Regions from separate parts of the Homo sapiens genome. Here region 2 is linked to region 1. Evidence: read pairs that join two places in POLR2A ChIA-PET (ENCODE). Cell type or tissue: PC-9. All regions are shown on one strand. Each heading gives the region's core, and the rest is flanking DNA. Links, peaks and the distances in the headings are about the cores only.

Region 1 (10,345 bases), core at 803-8,802:
CATTTGGAAGCAAAACCTGATTGACTAAACTCATTTTTTAAGTAGAGCTTAATAGGAATTGAGTATTTCTTATAGGAGAAATATTAATGTGCTCCACTTTTAGGGTTCTGTTCTAAATCCTTCAGAGATGTTACATGTTGCCTAGGAACTGTGCTATATTACCATAGTTAACTACCATAACGTAAGGACTTGTACTATATTACCATAATCAACTACCGTAATGTATGCTATAGGCCAAGCGCGGTGGCTCACATCTGTAATCTCAGCACTTTGGGAGGCCAAGGCAGGGAGATCACTTGAGCTCAGGAGTTCAAGACCAGCCTGGGCAACATGGTGAAATCCTGTCTACTGAAAATACAAAAAGTAGCCAGGCGTGGTGGTGTGTGCCTGTGGTCCCAGCTCCTTTGGGTACTGAGGTGGGAGGATGGCTTGAGCCTGAGAGGTCAAGGCTGCATTGAGCCATGATCATGCCACTGCACTCTAGCCTGGGTGACAAAGTGAGACTGTTCCTCAAAAAAAAAATAAATAAATAAAAAAAAAGCTATATTTAACTTTATAAAAATCCAATAAACTTTTAATACCAAAATATGTTGAAAGAGTTTGGATGAGGGATTGTTATTTGAATACTAATACGATTTTTGGTGGTGTAGATTTAATGGCAACAAATACTGCTAATTTTATTTGTTAGGAGATTTGATAGTGATCATATGTCTGCCTAATTTCAGATAGTTTTTCCAGTGTGGATTTTAGCAGACTTTTTTTTTTTTTTAAAGACAGGGTCTCGCTCTGTTGCCCAGGCGGAGTACAGTGGCATAATTACAGGTCATGGCAGTCACTTTCTGGGTTCAAGAGATCCTCCCACCTCAGCCCTACAAGTAGCTGGTACTACAGGAATGAGCCACCATGCCTGGCTAATTTTTTTTTACTCTTTGTAGAGATGGAGTCTGACTGTGTTGCCCAGGCTGGTCTCAAACATCTGGGCTCAAGCAATCCTCCTGCCTTCAGACTCCCAAAGTGTTGGGATTAGAGGTGTGAGCCATGGCATCCAGCTTCACACTTTTATTAGATATAAAATTCTTAATCTGACAAAGAAAGATTTAGGGATTACGTACTTTTAGTTTTACAACTGGTCTTTACTAAATTGTTAATGTTGAAACATTGTCTGAAATTATCGAATTGGATAAAATCCCTTTGTGTAGAATTTATATTTTATATTCTAGCTAGTTTACGAAATTATTATCTTAAACCCATTGATGAAAATGTTGATTTATCTTATATTGTAGAACTATTGATTTAATTATAGAATACATGGCTAAGTAGAAAAACAGCAGCTCACAATCTGTTTACTGTTTTGTCTGGCAAAACAAAACTATGCATACTGCTGACTTACGAAAAACTGAAAAGAGTTTTTGAAATCACACAATCAGTAAGTGTCAGGGCAGGAATTTGAATGCAGATTTCTGATTTCAAATCTGTTATCTCTGTACTCTGCCATATTGCTTCTGCCAATGGTTTGTGATTCACAGACTCTCAAAGTAAAAACCCGAAATTCCCTTTAACTGTAATGTTATATATTCTTTCTGAGCCCTTTCTCTTTCTTCATTTCTATAGCCCTATGGTTTAAGTCCTCTTGGACTTTTATTTCTCCTTCCTTCCTGTCTGCAGTTCCTTTCATCTTCTTAATTTGGTATTTCAAATTCAGTCCTTTGCTTACTGTTTGTTGTTGTTGTTTTAATCTTGTTATTTCCTTTGTAGAATTTACTTGTACTATGTTGCATAATTACTCACAAATCTGCAATTAAAGTTTGGCCTTTTTTCAGTTTGATCCACCGTCTCTACTGTTTGGAAGCTTTACATGAATGTCCCGTGTGTGGGTTTGAAATAGTGTTTAAAGTATAATTTATTATCTTCATGTGAAACCAGCTGCCATTTTGAGATTTAATTTGAAGTTTCACCTGGGCTTGAAAACACCTTCATCTTAAATGTTTTTCCACCTTGAACGTTGGCATTAACTTAGTTCTGCAGATTTCTTCCTTTAAATTGGAACCTGCTTTCCCGTCTCCATTCTTTTCAATTTGTACTACCACTTGCTCAAAACCTTCCTTACTTGATTTATTTGGGTTATATCTATTGATACTTACTGTATTAAAAACTAAGCTGAAATTTTTAAAACACAAGAGCAGTTTTTCATAAGTCAGCACTATGCAGACATAGTTTTGTTTTACCAGACAAAACACAAGTAGTCTGCTGCTCTGAACACTGATGAAAGAATGAATGGAAAAGGCAAATAATGTCTTAGTAGTATTTTGAGAAGTTTTTATCTTACTAATCCCTTGAATAGATTTTGTTGCCCTGGAAACATTTGGTGAAGGTATCTGTTCATCTAATTCTCTTTAGTAGAATTATTTACATTAGTATCACTAAATAGTTAAATTTTAAGTTGAATTTGGCTTCTTCATTATTTCAGGTTTCTTCCAGTATTTTCTGTGTGGCTATATTGCTTATGAAAATTATGTATTTTGAACGTAGAAGGTTGCATGTAACATGCCAGAAAATGTTAACATGGCAGTAGGAATAGTCAGCATTCCTAGAATAGATTTCAGATTTTTTCAAAGCTAGAAGAGGTCTGTGTGACTAATTCATTTCTTGTGAAAGACTGACACTTAGGAGCTGAAACATCTGATCCATCTGTTAAAGTTAGGAGTTTTAAGATTCAAAAATCTTTAGGCTCAGAGGAATATCAAAGAAGGAAGCAGTATGTTAATGTTTGGTTAAAATTATGTGTTATTTAATATAAAATGACTGTATATTTAACAGAATTTATTTCCTCTCTATATTGTGATTCTATAGATGGAATCTTGATGCAATACAGGACTAGGAGAAATATTTGTATAAGAATTTAAAGTTGATGAACTATTCCAATGTGTTGAATAACATTATACTATTATTTGGTCTATGTTCTTTTTCTTCTTTAAAATCACATTGATAAAACTATGTAGAGCCTATTTTAGAGCGTTTCCACTGTTCGCTAGAACATTTTATTGCCATAATTTTCAAAATCTCTGATCATATTTTAATACCAAAGTGAATCATTTTGAGGGAAACCATTTTACTTTACATTGTTCATGTGAATTAAGAGAGTAAGTTGTGAATATGAATATAGACTATATGTATTTCACCTTTCCGTAACGGTTTTGAACTATACAAACATATACACATAGTTATATAATAGAAATAATTATTAAGACCCTTTGAACTACTAAGTATAACAAGGAAAAAAGCAAATATGCTTACAGTTAATATAATATTGCATTAAATTTGCCTCGATTTTCTCAGTCTTAAGAGCAAAATAAGAATTGTGATTAATTAAAATATCATTTATTTTCAGTGTTTTTTCACTAGGTTCTACTGCCTTTTTGAATTGCTTTCTTTGGTGTCTTGGAAAACTAAGTGACCAGAGGGTATAGGAGACAAGAAACCTGAGAGTACTGAATTCTCATTCTTACCCCTTTCAATTAGAACACCACTGATTTTATCAGTTTTATTTAATAATGATTTCATAGGCCAGAAAATTAGATTACACAGTTCTTTTTTCAGAGAGAAGGAAATAAGCCATTTTTAAAGAGAGAAACTTTTCTTGAAAAAAAAATCTGAATCTGGTAGCTTAATACAAGGGAAATAGCAAATGAAGAGCTGTTTCTTGGTAAATAAGAATCCAGTGTGTCATTATGAAGTATCACTTCATGAGGATATTCCTGCAAGAGATTAAAATAATATTGAGATATGTAACTGTATAATGATCAGTGGAACCTAAAGGAGAAGAAACTAATAATAAATATGACTAAAGTTCATGATTGTCAACCTTTTATTTCTTGTATTCCAGTGTCCCAGTGGATAGGGTTAAGCTTTAACGTGCAGAATTGTGGAGGAAACATGTTTGAATGGTTTTTTTCTAGACCTCATACCCAGATACTGTGATCTTAGATATGGAGTATAGGACAAAAATCTGTACTAAAATTTATTAACTTTTTTGACTGGGTACCACAGAAACATAAAGAAGTATATTTTGAATAATCTCACTCCCACACCTGCCCCGATCAGCCTAGTTTAATCTGCATCTCTTTTAAATAACCATTTTTGTTAATTTCTTATGTTTTCTTCCAGAGTTTTTTGTTAAAAATAAAGATGTGAACGGATGCACGTAGTCTTATTCCTCCCAGGCATATGTAATCAAGCTGAGCATAACCTAAAGGAAAATAACCACGTTATAGGTGTTGCGATACAATACAACAGGAACTACACAATTCAACTTATGAAGTATTTTTGCCAAGAAGAACTGAACCTGAATATAATGAAGCTTCTAGATTCTGACAGCAGTTTACAGGACATATGGAGGTAGAGGAACATGTGAAACTACACCATGAGGATACAGTCAGCCATATTCATTATGTGGGGAATTACAGAGCTGTGCTTTTCAGTATGGTAGCCACTAATGTGTGGCACTTCAATAAAATGAAAAATCAGGCTAGGTGCAGTAGCTCATGCCTGTAATCTCAGCACTTTGGGAGGCCAAGGTGGGTGGATCACTTGAGGTCAGGAGTTCAAGACCAGCCTGGGCAACATGGTGAAACCCTGTCTCTACTAAAAATGCAAAAATTAACTGGGTGTGGTGGTGCAGGCCTGTAATCCCAGCTACTAGGGGGGCTGAGGCATGAGACATGAGAATTGCTTGAAACCAGGAGGTGGAGGTTGCCGTGAGCTGAGATCGTACCACTACACTCCAGCTTGGGCAACAGAGTGAGATTCCATTTCAAAAAACAACAAAAAAATTAGCTGGGTGTGGTGGTGCAAGCCTGTAATCCCGGCTACTCTGGAGGCTGAGGCATGAGAATCTTGAACCAGGGTGGTGGAGCTTGCAGTGAGCTGAGATCATGCCACTGCACTCCAGCCTGGGTGACAGAGGGAGACTCAGTCTGAAAAAGAAAAAAAAAAAAAATCAATTTCTCCTTTTAGAGCTCCGATCACATTTTGTACGCTTGGTTGACACATATGGTTAATATCCACAGTCTCAGATAGTACAAATATAGAAAATTTCCATCATTGCAAAAAGTGTAGATGTGGCTATTCAATTGGATACAGCTATTCTGTAGTAACCATTAAAAAGTTAAAAATTAAAACATGTAATTTTCTGACTAGTAGAAAAAAATTGGGATGATACAAACAGAATTGGAGGCCGGGTGCAGTGGCTCAAGCCTGTAATCCCAGCACTCTGGGAGGCTGAGGCGAGCGGATCACCTGAGGTCAGGAGTTCAAGACCAGCCTGGCCAACATGGTGAAACCCAGTCTCTACTAAAAATACAAAAATTAGCCGGGTGTAGTTCCAGCTACTCAGGAGGCTGAGGCAGGAGAATCGCTTGAACCTAGGAGGCGGAGGTTGCAGTGAGCCAAAGTAGCGCTACTGTCCTTCAACCTGGGCAACAGAGCGAGACTCTATCTCAAAACAAAACAAAAAACAAAAAAAAACTATTGCTTTTTCACATGCAAGTTTTTTCCTAGTCTCTTGCCGTTTTTAACTACTTATAGTACATTATTCTGTATGGCTTTGCTTGACAGACGCAAAGGATCAGTAAAAATTTTTCCTTTGGCATCAGGCCTTTGTTTCAGCTTAAGAAATTCTTTCTAATTTGAAATTATATTTTAAAACATTCACTTTTTCTCCAGTAATATAAAATGTCTGTGTCTTTTGCTATATTTTAGGAATATTTGTGGACTATCTGTTATATTCCATATATCTTTCTGTTTCTTGTACCGCAAGATCAGAGTGTTTTAATGATTGCAGTTTTATAGAATCTTAATAGGTAAGCAAATCTGTTCATTACTCTTCATTTTCAATAATGGACATTCTTTAAAAAATTTTTCTTATTGTAAAATATATGTAACAAAACTTACAATTTTAACTATTTTTGTTTTGGTTTGTTTGAGACAGGGTCTTGCTCTGTCACCCAGGCTGGAGTGCAGTGGCGCCATCTCGGCTCACTGCACCCTCCGCCTCCTGGGTTCAAGCGATTCTCATGCCTCAGCCTCCCGAGTAGCTGTGGTTACAGGCACCTGCCACCACACCCGGCCAGTTTTTGCACTTTTGGTAGAGATGGGGTTTTGCTCTGTTTGCCAGGCTAGTCTCAAACTCCTGACCTCAAGTGATCCGCCTGCCTCAGCCTCCCAAAGTGCTGGGATTACAGGTGTGAGCCACGCACAGCTCATTTTAACCATTTTTAAGTGTACAGTTTAGTAACATTAAGTATATTAACAATATTTTGAAATTATCAGTACTATCCATTGTCAGAAGTTTATCATCCCAAACAGAAACTCTCTATCTAATGTCTCTGTGAATTTGCCTGTCCTTCATAAAAGTGGAATCATACAATATTTGTACTTTTGTGTCTGGCTTATTTTAACTTAGCATAATGTCAAGGTTTATCTGTGTTGTAGCAAGTATCATAACTTCACTTCTTTTTTATGGCTGAGTAATATTCCATTGCATATATATACCACATTTTATTTATCTACCAAAGGGTAGAAGGATTGCTTCTACCTTTTGGCTATTGTGAATAATGCTGCCATGAATATCAGCATATCTATTTAAGTCCCTGCTTTTTACTTCCTTGGGGTATGTACCCAGAATTGGAATTGCTGGATCATATGGTAATTTTATGTTTTGTGAGGAACCACTGCACAGTTTTCCACAGTGGCTGCACCATTATATGTTCTCAACAGCAATGAAGATGGATTCCAGTTTCTCTACATCCTAGTCAACACTTACTATTTCCTGGGTGTTGTTTGAAAATAGCCATCCTAGTGAGTGTGAAATGGCATTTCATTATGATAATTTTCCCAATGATTAGTGATTTTTGAGCATCTTTTCATGTGCATGTTCACAATTTGTGTATCTCCTTTGGAGAAATGTTTTAAGTTGTTCACCCAGTTTTGATTCAGCATGTTTTGTTTTGTTTTGCTTTGTTATAGGAGTTCTTTACATATTCTGGTTATTAGTACCTTATCAGCTAAATGATTAGAGATATATTCTCTATTCTGTGGGTTGCCTTTTCACATTCTTGATAATGTCTTTTGATGCATAGGAAAATTATAAATTTTAATGTAGTTCAATGTATCCATCTTTTATTTTGTTGTTGGTGCTTTTGGTGTCATTTCCCAGAAGTTGCTGCCAAATCTAATGTTATTGAAGCTTTCCTGTCTTCATTTGCTTCTAAGTCTTCTATAGTTTCAGCTCTTGATTTAGTTCTTCTATCCATTTTTAGTTGACTTTTGTGTATGGTGTAAAATAAGGGTCCAGCTTTATTTTCTTACATCTGTTAATCTCATTTTCTCAGCTCCATTTATTGAAAAGACTGTCCTTTTTCCATTGAATAGTTTTGGCACCTTTTTCAAAAATTATTTGGCCATATATGCAGGGGTTTATCTCTGGTCTCTGTCTTCATCTGTACAGTTGTCTCTCAGTATCGTGGGGGATTGATTAGAGCCCCCAAATCCATGGATGGTCAAGTGCTTTATCAGCCTTAAGGTGGCATAGTATTTGCATGTAACCTACATACTTCTTTCTGTATATGTTCAGTCATCTCTAGAATACTTAAAATTCCTAATACAATGTCAGTGCTATATAGTACTTATAATACCTAATGCAGTGTAAATGCTCTGTAAATAGTTGTTATACTGTATTTTTCAAATTCATATTTTTTAAATTTTTTTCTGAATATTTTTGATCTATCATTGGTTGAACTCATGAATGCAGTACAGAGGACCGACAGTATAGCTGTCTTTATCCCAGTCCTGCAGCGTTTTTGATTACTGTGGGTTTGTAGTAAGTTTGAAATCAGGAAGTGTGAGTTATTCAACTCTGTTCTTTTTCAAGATTGTTTTGGCTGTTAAGGGTCCCCTGCGATTCCATGTGGATTTCAGAATTGATTTTTCTATTTCTGTAGAAAACATGGGGATATTAATAGGGTTTGTATGTATTGAATCTGTAGATGGCTTTGGGTAGTGCTGATATCTTAATATCGGATTTTCTGATCCACAAACACAGATGTCTTTCCATTTATTTGTGTGTTTAATTTCCTTTGATATGTACCAGTCATTTGTCTCCTTGGTTTCTTACGTATTATTTTTTTGATGTTACTGTAAATGGAATTGCTTTAATAATTTCCTTTTCAGATTGTCCATTGTTGATTTATAGAAACACAACTGATTTATCTGTGTTGATTTTTGTATACTGCAACATTGCCGAATCTGTTAGCTCTAAGAGTTTTTTTTTTTTTTTCTGTGTGTGTGTGAAATTGTTAGGGTTTTGTACATAACAAATTATGTCATTTGAACAGAGGTAATTTTACTTCTTCTTTTCCAATTTGAATGTCTTATCTAAGTTTCTGACTAGTCCAATGCTGCGTTGAATAGAAGTGGCAACAGCAGGTATCCTTGTCTTGCTCTTGATCTTAGAGAAAAAGCTTTTAGTGTTTCACCATTGAGTATGATGTTAGCTGTGGAATGTTCATACCTGGCCTTCATTATGCTGTATTTTCCTTCTTTTCCTAGTTGGTAGAGTGTTTTATGAAAAAATGTTGACTTTGTCACATGCTTTATCTGCATCAATTGAGATGATCATAAAATTTTTTTTCCCTTCATTATGTGAATGTATTGTATTTATTGACTTTTGTGTGTTGAACCATCCTCGCATTCCAGCAATAAATCTCAGTTATGGTATATAATTTTTTTTTAATTTCTCTTTTTAAGAGACATGATCTCACTCTTTTACCCAGGCAGTAGTCCTATGGCTGTTCACAGGCAGAGTCATGGTAATAATGGTAATAATGCTGCTATGGTAATAATGCTGCTGTGAACATCAGTGTATGAATATCCTTTTTTACACCCCTGGCCTCAAATGATCCTCCTGCCACAGCCTTCCAATTAGCAGGAACTACAGATGGGTACCTCTGCACCTGGCTTTAATTGCATTTAACTAAAAAAAAAAAATTATTTTGTGATGCCTTTCATTGTTTCTTTGCCTTTCTCACACTAATACCCTGGTCTAATTTTGCTTTTCTTTTCCTCTTTTTTTGTTTTTTGTTTTTTGAGACAGGGTCTCACTCTGTCACCCATACTGGAGTGCAGTGGCACAATCACAGCTCATTGTAGCCCGGACCTCCTGGGCCCAAGTGAGCCTCCTATCTCAGCCTCCCAAGTTACTGGGTCCACAGGTATGTGCCACCATGCCTGCCTAATTTTTAAATTTTTTTTGAAGATGGAGTGTCCCTTTGTTGCCCAGGCTGGTCTCAAACTGGCCTCAAGTGATCTTCCCACCTCGGCCTCCCAAAATGCTGGGATTACAGGCAAGAACCGTCACACCTGGCCTAACTTTGCTTGGAATTGTGTACAGTTTTATAGACTAATTTAGGAAGTATGAATATCTTTTCATTACTGAGTCTGCACTTCAAATAACATGTAGTATCCCTCCAGCTATTCATGTTTGATTTTTTTAAATATTCTCCAGTGGATATGATTTTCTTCATATACGTCCTGTGTTTGTTAGGCTTATTCTTAGACACTATATATTTTGACACTTAGATGTATATTGATATATGCCTGAATCATTAATACATATCTTTTACTCATTTGTTTCTTCAGACACAACTTTTGGAATAAAAATAATGTGATCTTTCTTTTCCCAGTATATATTTTTAGCTCATATAATAGCTTGGTAGCTTTTTTCATTCATAGGCTTAATAAAGTTACAGTAGACTTTATATATATGAAAAGTGTTATAAAGAAAAAGTGAAATAATGTTACTAGCTTCTTAAATCTTGCCTAAAGTTTTAATAAACTGTTCAAGATGTTATTTCCTTATCATGTCTTTTGTTTTATCATTATGATCAATGGAAATATAATATTTATTTTACAGAATTTCACTTTTAGATTGTGTACCAGTTCATCTTCAAGTGAAACTGTAACAAAAAATTTCTCATTCAAAATACAGATTTAAAAACATTTTAGTGATGATTATTTACTATACAAAGCAAGTATATATTAGAATCCTTTACATTTTATTTTATTTTATTTTATTTTATTTTTGAGACGGAGTCTTGCTCTGTCATCAAGGCTGGAGTGCAGTGGTGAGATCTTGGCTCACTGCAGCCTCTGCCTCCTGGGTTCAAGTGATTCTCCCGTCTCAGCCTCCTGAGTAGCTGGAATTACAGGCACACGCCACCGCACCTGGCTAATTTTTGTATTTTTAGTAGAGAAGGGGTTTCACCATGTTGGCCAGGCTGGGCTCGAACTC
Region 2 (10,345 bases), core at 1,352-9,351, 150 kb after region 1:
TCAGAATTATTTGTTGTGGACACCAACCACTGTAAAAATACCTAAATGAAAAAATTTTGCCTTTAAATACCTCTTTTGAGATAAATGTTTAAGAAGTAATATCAGAAAAATGGTTTTTAATTAAATTACTTACGTTACAGTACAGTTCGAGTACAAGCATAGCAATATCCCTTTCAGAAAGATCTTTAAAAAAGTAAATGAAGTTAACTCCAGGACGTTTAACCCTGGTAAATAAGGAGGGATATGATTGACCAGACTTAATACTGGTCCTTATAAACATGTTATAAATATTTTTGTTTCATATGGCAGTAAAGCTACCTATAAACCTTATTTATCATTGTATTTACTTGAATATTTGGAAAATTTTTGAAAACGTCTGTTATCTCAATAATACATCGGGTGTTATTAATAGGTTATTGATATGTAACATTTTTATATTTTTCCTACAGGCTCAGTAGTGGGAACTCTTAAAAATAAGGTCATTGTACTTATATATTTTTAGTTTCGAAATATTTAGACTCTTAAGATAAAATGTGAAATAGGTAAGCCTAGGTATATATACACTTTTTAAAATTAAATTTGTTTAAGTGATGTCACAGTCATACATTTTTTCTTTTATAAATCTGGTTTCATCTCACAACCACCTTGATCTTAGACTTCTAGCCTTCAAAATTGTGGGTTACTGGAGTTTGAGGCTCTGTATTGATGAGACCATAGGATCCAAAAATTAATCTAAAAGTCATGTCAAGACTTTGTTGGCTGGGCACGGTGGCTCACGCCTGTAATTCCAGTACTTTGGGAGGCCAAGACGGGCAGATCATTCGAGGCCAGTAGTTTGAGACCAGCCTGGCTAACATGGTAAAACTCCATCTCTACTAAAAATACAAAAATTAGCCCGGTGTGGTAGCAGGCGCCTGTAGTCCCAGCTACACTGGAGGCTGAGGCAGGAGAACTGCTTGAGCCTGGGAGGCGGAGGTTGCAGTGAGTCGAGATCACACCAGTGCACTCCAGCCTGGGCAACAGAGCAAGACTCACTCTGAAAATTAAAAAAAAATAAAATTAAAAAAACGTGATAAACTAATGACTAAGTCTTTTTCTTTTCTTTTTTTAAGAGATGGGGTCTCTACCGGGCACAGTAGCTCACACCTTTAATCCCAGTATTTAGGAGGCCAAGGTGGGCAGATTGCTTGTGCCCAGAAGTTTGATTCCAGCGTGGGCAACAATGTGAAACCCCAACTCTACAAAAAATAAAAAAATTAGTTTGCACATGCCTATAGTCCCAGCTACTCAGAAGGCTGAGGAGGGAGAATCACTTGAGCCCAGGAGTTCAAGGCTGCAGTGAGCCGAGATTGTGCCACTGCACACAGAAGAAATATCAGAAAAATGATTTTTAATCAAATTACTTACGTTACAATACAGTTTGAATACAAGTATAGCAATATCCCTTTGAGAAAGATCTTTCAACACACACACACACACACACACACACACACACACACACACACACACACACACACGCCAGCATGGTGGTGCTTGCCCGTAGTCCCAGCTACTTGGGGGCTGATGTAGGAGGATCTCTTGAGCCTGGGAAGTCGAGGCTGACAAACCTTGCCTCCAGAGAGAGAGAGAGAGAGGGTCAGACCTTGCCTCCAGAGAGAGAGAGAGAGAGAGAGAGAGAGAGAGAGAGGGTCAGAGCGTCTTGCCATGTCATCCAGGCTGGAGTGTAGTAGTGGTACAATTAGAGCTCACTGCAACCTTTTTTGTTTTTTGTTTTTTTTTTGAGGTGGAGTCTTGCTCCGTCGCCAGGCTGGAGTGCAGTGGTATGATCTTGGCTCACTGCAGCCTCTGCCTTCCGGGTTCAAGCGATTCTCCTGCCTCAGCCTCCCGAGTAGCTGGGACTAGAGGCGCGTGCCACCACACCCAGCTAATTTGTTTTATTTTTAGTAGAGACGGGGTTTCACCATGTGGGCGAGGATGGTCTCGATCTCCTGACCTTGTGATCCGCCCGCCTCGGCCTCCCAAAGTATTGGGATTACAGGTGTGAGCCACCATGCCCAGCCACTCACTGCAACTTTTAACTCCTGGGCTCAAGGAGTCCTCCCACCTCAGCCTCCCGAGTCACTGGGTCTACAGGCACATGGCACCATGCCTGGTTTATATTTTAAAATACTTTTTTGGTAGAGATGGGGTCTTGCTCTGCTGTCTAAGTGTTCTCAAATTCCTGGCTTCAAGTGATCCTCCTGCGTCAGCCTCCCCAAGTACTGGAATTACAGATGTGAGCCCCTGTGCCTGGCCTCCTAGTCAATCTTTAGTTGGCTATTTACCAATTTGCTGTGTGTGTAAATACACACATACATATACATTTATATTTAAGTTTCCTAGACTTTGCATGTAGATTAAAAGAGAGTAAAAGCAATTGCCATCTGATCTTTTCTGTGGCCTTATTTAATTGAGGTTTTCTACCTCAACCCAGTTCCCAGTGTTTTTACTATACAGACTATTGTCATAATTATTATTCTTGGGACAGATTCTACCAACATTAAAAGTTGATTTGCATTTTAGACAAAGTAATCTTACATTTTGAATTATTCCTGACAACCCAAAAAACAAGAGTTTATTAATATGAATGTTTAATTAAATCCCACGTCTTTTATTTCTTTTTAAGTCCTTTTCCATTTTGAATTTTAACAGGGAGCTGGGTTTTTTTGGTGTTTTTTGTTTTGCTTTGTTTTTTTTAAATTCCTGGCTGTGAATCTTAAGTCCTCATTCTCTCAGATGTAGCCAGCAATCTGGGCATGGCTGTGTCTGAAAAGTAGAGACAGCCTTATGCCCAAACTTCTGTTACCAACGCGTTCTGATATCCAATATGAGTTATTTTGCTTGCATTTCTGATAATGGCTAAGGCAGTAACCAACTATAATTCATATTTAATGGTTTTCAAAAGTTTGAAGTTTGAGTCTTTGGTCCCATTTTGAGGTCATAACAATTTAAGATATTTTATATAGTACTAACTATAAGAATACTCTGATAGAAAGATACTGCCAGGAATACAAAGATAAGTAAGGCAAAGTCCTTGCTCAGACAGGTCCATTAATACTGTAATTCAAGGTAGAGTAAGATTAGTGTCATTAGAGTATTTGTTTCTAACATCAGTTCCATAACAGACACTGGCTTCTCAGGGATATCCTTACTATTCCTTCTGAAACTATTATATTGTTATCAGAAAAACTCTTAGTATGAATTTAGAGTATCTGGAAATATTAATGATAAACAAGAATCTTGGTTATTTTTTGCTTGGCAAAGATAACAAGCTATTATTAATGGCTTTCTGGGGCAATGAGCTATTACTGTGACAGAAATAAAAAATATATTTTTTAAACCTGTATCCAAATAGTTTGTATGCTATTGATCTTAGATGCATGAAATGTCTATGTGCTTACAAAGTGACATAACAGTACAAGAAATAACATGATATGAATCACATATGTACGTTATACGTGAGGTTGTCATTTAGCACTGGGATTGATTAAAAGCACAAGCAGGCCGGGTATGGTGGATCACGCCTGTAATATTAGTACTTTGGGAAGCCAAGGCGGGCAGATCACCTGAGGTTAGGAGTTCGAGACCAGCCTGGCCAACATGACGAAACCCTGTCTCTACTAAAAATACAAAAATTAGCTGGGTGTGGTGGCGCGTGCCTGTAATCCCAGCTACTTGTGAGGCTGAAGCAGGGGAATCGCTGGAACCTGGGAGTCAAAGGCTGCAGTGAGTCAAGGTTGCACCACTGTACTCCGGCCTGGGCGACAGAGCGAGACTCCGTCTGAACAACAACAACATCAACAAAAAAGGCACAAGCAGAGTCTTTTTCAGTAAGTTAGAAGAATGCCTCTCTTCCCTCAATGAGTCACAATACATACAAGCATTTTAAAGTCAGGTTAATAGTTGAAAGATCTTAGATGCAAAGAGTTTTAAATCATTAGTTCAAGAACTAGTCAGTGAGTGATTGAATAAACTTTATTAAAACATGCTTAGTGAATTAGTGAATATTACAACACAATTTTTTTCCTATTACTTTCTTTGAGTTTCGAGAAAGTTTCTAGCTGGGTGTGGTGGTGTGTGCCTGTAGTCCCAGATACTGGAGAGGCTGTGGTGGGAGGATCCCTTGAGCCCAAGAGTTCGAGGTTACAGTGAGCTATGATAGGCAACAGAGTAAGACTCTGTCTCAGAAAAAGTAGTCTCTATATGTGTATGTAAACTTTAGGAAGAAGTGGATGTTTATCACTGTTGGTTTGTTTCTGAAGTGTAATTATTATTTGATTGTGACTTGAATCTACTTTTTAAGAGGCCATAATTTTGGCTAATTCCAAATAAGACCTGACCTTACAAATGGCCTCATTACTAAGTCCAGCTTGTGCTAGAGCTTTCACTAATTACTGTCTGGGTCTAGGACTGGTAGTCAGACTGCAACAGTCACAACTTGGTAAACATTTTAAATACTGACATAAGATTTTTATATTCATACATTATTCATAATTGAAGTAAAAACATAGTTCCAAGATGTTGTAAAGGTGTCTTTCACTTTTTCTTCAGTCTTAGCTGTCTGTGAAGATAAACATACAACTTGCCTCTTATAAATGGTTCTCATGCAAGATAAAGCTATAATGGGATACTTTTTTTCTGTTTTTCAAATATCAGATTAGCAAAGATCAAATGTTTTGAACACGTTTTTGAAAAGAGTGTAGAAAGACTGCCACTGTCATTCATTGCTGGTTATGAGTATATACAGATATAAAGCTTGTGGAATGCATTTCTAATTATATATATTCATTTACTCAGGCATTTTTCTTCTCGTAACTTATTGTCCAGTCTACATGCATTTATTCATTTGTGGGAGATGACTTGAGTACAGGGCTTCTTCTTGTATGTATTAGAAGACTGGAAACAGCCTAACTATCTGTTAAATAAACTGAGTGCAGTTGCTCATGCCAGTAGTCCCAGCTACTTGGGAGGCTTAGGTGGGAGGAATTGTTTGAGCCCAGGAGTTCGAGGCTGCAGTTAGCCGTGATCCCACCACTGCACTCCAGCCTGGGCAACAGAGCGAGACCTTGTCTCAAGGGAAAAAAAGAGTTTAATAAATTATTTTACATCTATCCAGTGGAATACAATGCAGCCAGCCATTTAAAAGAATGAAGTAGTTCTGTATGTACTCATAGGAAATGGATTGGTTTCCACGTCATAGTAAGTTTTTTTAAAGTGTAGGACAGAACAGAATTCTTTAGCCATTTGTTTGTTTTTTCTTCATTGTGAAAATGTTTTATTTTATTTTTAATTTTACTTTTAAGTTCTGGGATACATATGCAGAACGTGCCGGTTTGTTACATAGGTATGTATACACGTGCCATGGTGGTTTGCTGCGTCATCAAGGTTTTAATCCCTGCATATGCATTAGGTATTTGTCCTAATGCTCTCTCTCCCCTTGTCAGGCCCCGGACAGGCCCTGGTCTGTGATGTTTCCTTCCCTGTGTCCTTGTGTTCTCATTGTTCAACTCCCACTTATGAGTGAAAACACGCGGTGTTTGGTTTTCTGTTCCTGTGTTAGTTTGCTGAGAATGATTAGCCATTTGTTTTATTTGTGAACTATATCTTAAGTGTGCATGTATGTGTGCTTGAATATGCATACCATATCTCTGGAAGAAAACATAAGAATGCATTAAAACTTGTTGCCTGTGTGATAAACTAGGTGTACTTCCTAGAGTAAAAGGGTAATTGGGATTTTTCTTCATATTTTTGAATGTTTGTACACTGTGCATGTGAGAGAGAAAGATTCTCAGAGGCTGGATGTGGTGGTTCATGCCTGTCATCCCAGCACTTTGGTAGGCCAAGGTGGGAGGATTGCTTGGGGCCAGGAGTTCAAGACCAGTCTGGACGATATGGCAAAACCCCATCTCTGCAAAGAAACAAAAATTAGCCAGGCGTGATGGTACATGCCTATAGTCCCAGCTACTGGGGAAGCTGAAGCAGGAGGATCACTTGAGCCCAGGAGGCAGAGGTTTCAGTGAGCCAAGGTCATGCCACTGCACTGTAGCCTGGGTGACAGAGCAGACTCTGTCTTAAAAAAGGTTCTCATGCATTTTCTTTTATTGCCCTTCCTGGGATATATGCTTCAGTAGCCTGAGAAAATATGCCAAGGTCTTAACATTGAATATTCAACATTTATAGATGGTTGTCTCTTAATGAATTCCTTTTTTTTTTTTTGAGACAGAGTCTCAATCTGTTGCCCAAGCCAGAGTGCAGTGGTGTGTTCTTGGCTCACTGCAACCCCTTTCTCCCGGGTTCGAGTGATTCTTGTCCCTCAGCCTCCCAAGTAGCTGGGACTACAGGTGCATGCCACAGCATCCAGCTAATTTTTGTACTTTTAGTAGAAACAATGTTTCACCATGCTGGCCAGGCTGGTCTTGAACTCTTTGGCCTCATGAGATCTACCGCCTTGGCCTCCCAAAATGCTGGGATTTCAGAAGTGAGCCACCACGCCAGGCTTCTTAATGAATTTCTGTTAGCCTTCAACTTTAACCCTAAAAGTAATTCTCTGCTGTTCACATGATATGAAGATTCAGACAAAGAAACAGCAAAGATTTTGTTCATATAGTGGAGATGGTTCGAATAAAAAAATTCTTCCTGTGATAGAACATTTTTCTTTTTTCAAGCTCTTGAAACAATAATACCATTTCCTAAAGTAGCAAACTTAGATGATGTGTAAATCTCTTATTTGTATCTAGACAAACAAAGATAGCTTCCCTTTCTTTTGGTACAAATATTTTCATCTCTAATCTTATTGTGCTTTTGATAACCAGGCTGACTTACTATGGGAGGATAGTTTGTCACTCTGAACCCAGCATACAGAGCTTCATGTGAGATAGTGTCCTTGACCTTGGCCTCACTAGTACTGTAATCAGGCTTTCTTACCAGACTGCCTGAGTGTATTAACTTGAATATTTGGTTGAACATTGTATTAACTTTAATGTAATAACTGCCTAGTGGAGTCAGCATTCAAGTAGTGTGGTTGTTTAATGCTGTATACTTAGCTGTTTTTCTAGAAAACACAGATCATCAGCAGTTCTAATTGTACATACTCATCAACTCAGACATTCCACTTGTAAGGAATTTATCCTACAGTCTTATTTGTTGGAAATAAGTATAGGATCATCATCATCATTATAAGTGACATAATTCAAAGACCTGATCATCTGTAAAAAAAAAAACTGAAAATTCAAGAAGACTGGGTTCCTTGAAAGGCTTTAACTATTTCTTGCAGAGATGATTTTCCAAGGCAAAATCATCTCTGAATTTCAGAGATGAATTTGAACACAAGGATGAGGGCATTCTTGTAGAGTTTCTTGGAATTCATAGGAATTAACCCAGTTTGTTCATCTTCAAATCGTTTTTATGTTTTTGCCAAAGAGAAGATTATCAATTAATAGTTTTTTTATACAAAAACTATGGGCAGCAGTATCAAAGTTGACATTATTTGTAGGGCATTTGAAATGTTTGTTTTGCTCTATTATTTGTGCTATTGTTTGTGCCGTAGGTGAGCTCTGTTTTGTTGTTAATTAACCATTTTTAAATGGTCTTGCTGAGAAACTATAATAAGAAATCTGGGCCAGGTGCAGTGGCTCATGCCTGTAATCCCAACACTTTGGGAGGCTGAGGTGGGCAGATCACTTGAGGCCAGGTATTTGAGACCAGCCTTGCCAACATGGTGAAACCTCATCTCTACAAAAAAAAAAAAAAATGGAAAAATTAGCTGGGTGTGGTGGCATAGGCCTGTAATCCCAGATGCTTGGGAGTCTTGAGGGGCGAGAATCGCTTGAACCCAGGAGGTAAAGGTTGCAGTGAGCCAAGATTGCACCACTGCACTTCAGCTTGGGCAACAGAGCAAGACTCTGTCTCAAAAAAAGAAGAAAAATTCAGTTATAATGTTTAAGGATATTTCATATATCTTTATTTCTAAACTTTTCATATTATACAGTTTCTACATGGTGTTTGATATAGACTTAGTAATAATGTTTATTAAATATGTAAATTAATGACTAAAGTGTTTTTTAAAGATTAGAATGAAGGCCAGGCATGGTGGCTCATGCCTGTAATCCCAGCACTTTGGGAGGCTGAGGTGGGCGGATCACCTGAGGTCAGAAGTTCAAGACCAGCCTGACCAACATGGAGAAACCTTGTCTCTACTAAAAATACAAAAAAGCCAGGCGTGGTGGTGGGCACCTGTATTCTCAGCTATTCGGGAGGCTGAGGCAGGAGAATCGCTTGAACCCGGGAGGTGGAGGTTGCGGTGAGCCGAGGTTGTACCATTGCACTCCAGCCTGGGCGGCAAGAGCAAAACTCCGTCTAAAAAAAAAGATTAGAATGAATGTGGCATTCTGTCTTTTACTGATGTCGGGAGAACATCTTAAATAGATATGTTACGGGTTGAAATGTTTTCCCCAAAAAGATATATTGAAAACCTAATACTTGTAGTATATAGTACTTGTGAATATAACCTTAAGAAATAGGGTTTTTGAAGATATAATCAAATTAAGATGAGGTCGTTAGAGTTGCCCTTAATCTAGGGTTCTTATAAGAGAGAATATGGATACAGAGATACACAGTGTAGACACCATGTGTCAACATTGGCAGGGATCGGCATGATGCTTCTGCAAGCTCAGGATTGCAAAAGGTTGCCAGCAGACCACCAGAAGCTAGGAGAGGCAAGGAAGGGCTCTGGTACAGTTTTCAGAGGAGACATGGTCCTGTTTATGTCACAGATGTCACTTCACCAGCTGGAAATTCTGTGGCCAGTGGCACCAGTGCTTGAGTTTTGCTTATTCCCACTGGGCTCATTCTGCCTACTTGGCCTGGCAGGCTGAACTCGGCTCACACTACTGGCCTGGATCTCACGCCTATCAAGGGCGAGCCAGGAGCAGAGTGGTGAGGGGTGTGTGACCGGGCAAGCACAGGGTCCAATCACTGTGCACAGCCAGGCATACTGGCTGCTATAGTGGGGCAGGCAGTTCCAGTCACCAGCACAGGTCTGGCCCCATTGTGAGGCTGCAGCTGGATCAGATGTACCGTAAGCAGCTGTCGCTGCAGCACCCGCGTGTGGATGGAGGGAATGTGGTATCATCTGAAAGCTTAGAAATGCCAGGATCTGCAGAGCCCCCAAAAAGGGTGTTACAGCGTGTCACAGCCCTGGCTTGAGGAGCCCTGAGGTCTGGGCTCCCAGTAGGGCCACAGCTCTTCTTTCTTTCTCGTCACCTGCAGTGTGGCGAGTGAGGGGGTGAGTTTCTGGAGGGCAGTTTCAGCCCATTTGTGTTACAGCTCTTTCAGTCCTGCCATCCCGCTCCAGCTGGCAACTCCTGGGCTGGCCCGGCCCTGTTGCTTTTTCCCATCCCATGGGGTGGCTACCTGGTGGAGGGCAGGAGGGCTGTAGTGTTACGGAAGCTCTGGCTTTGGGAACCCCAAGGTCTGGGCCCCCAGAAAGTTCACCACTCTTCACTTTCACAATCTGGGAGCATGTTACCACCCACACCTCAGTAAGCCAGCCAGGAATGTGTTACAGCTCCTTTCAGTCCTGCCATTTGGTGGGTCCAGAGTTCTTGTCCTGCATCCAGGAAGAATGAGGTTATGTGGACAACTGGAGGGTGAGCAAGACAGAGAGGAGTGATAGAACAGCTCTCAGCGGAGAGGAGACCTGAAGTAGGTAGCTCCTATCTGCAGACAGGTAGTCCTGATGAGTGTCCAAGCCTGGCTGAGCCCGGGGTTTTTATAGGCTCAGAATGGAGGAAGTGCATGCTGACTGGTCCATGGGTGGGCCTGGAAAAAGCACTATCCGACTGGCCAAAAGGCATCAAGGAAGTTCTCTGGGTTGGAGACTCTACCCAGAACTGGCAGCCCGGCCTCCAGGCTTCAGGCCATCCCTGGCTTGTAGGATTACAGGCGTGAGCCACCGCGCCTGGTTTATTTAATGTTTTTAAATAAACACTTCGCTGTCGACACAACTAAACTGCATATACTTTTCAGGATCCTGGGTATGATGATGAGAAAAGATGCCAAAGGAGATGACTGGTTCCTAATTTTGAGAAACTTTCAAAGTGGTGAAAGAAACACATATGGTTCAAGAAGGGAATAATTATATAGTAACAGGTACTTTGAAGAAATGTGTAACCTGATTTATGAAAATCTTAAAATGGGAACTTACGAGTAAAATAGAGATTTTTGCTTTAAATTAAAAAAAATTGTCTATCCTCCACCCCCTTTTCTTTTAAGAACTTCATACTGTCAACCAGGAGAGACTATCTTT

What was found. Peaks named below come from ENCODE experiments on the same cell type or tissue, not always from the same donor. Only the 100,000 strongest peaks of a DNase experiment are listed, where the experiment ranks them.
Region 2: POLR2A ChIA-PET joins it to region 1 with 26 read pairs; 3 of 35 experiments call an interaction of 5 or more read pairs at or near these places.

What each region holds. Positions count from the first base shown.
Region 1 is chr10:63,448,909-63,459,253 of GRCh38, reverse strand. All of the region lies in intron 1 of JMJD1C (jumonji domain containing 1C), which reads left to right. Among named protein-coding and RNA genes, the nearest start is that of JMJD1C-AS1, 11 kb to the left of the region's middle. In PC-9, for the core only: no CTCF peak of the experiment used is centred there; no DNase peak of the experiment used is centred there; H3K27ac peaks cover 1,360 bases.
Region 2 is chr10:63,296,802-63,307,146 of GRCh38, reverse strand. All of the region lies in intron 2 of JMJD1C (jumonji domain containing 1C), which reads left to right. Among named protein-coding and RNA genes, the nearest start is that of MIR1296, 71 kb to the left of the region's middle. In PC-9, for the core only: no CTCF peak of the experiment used is centred there; no DNase peak of the experiment used is centred there.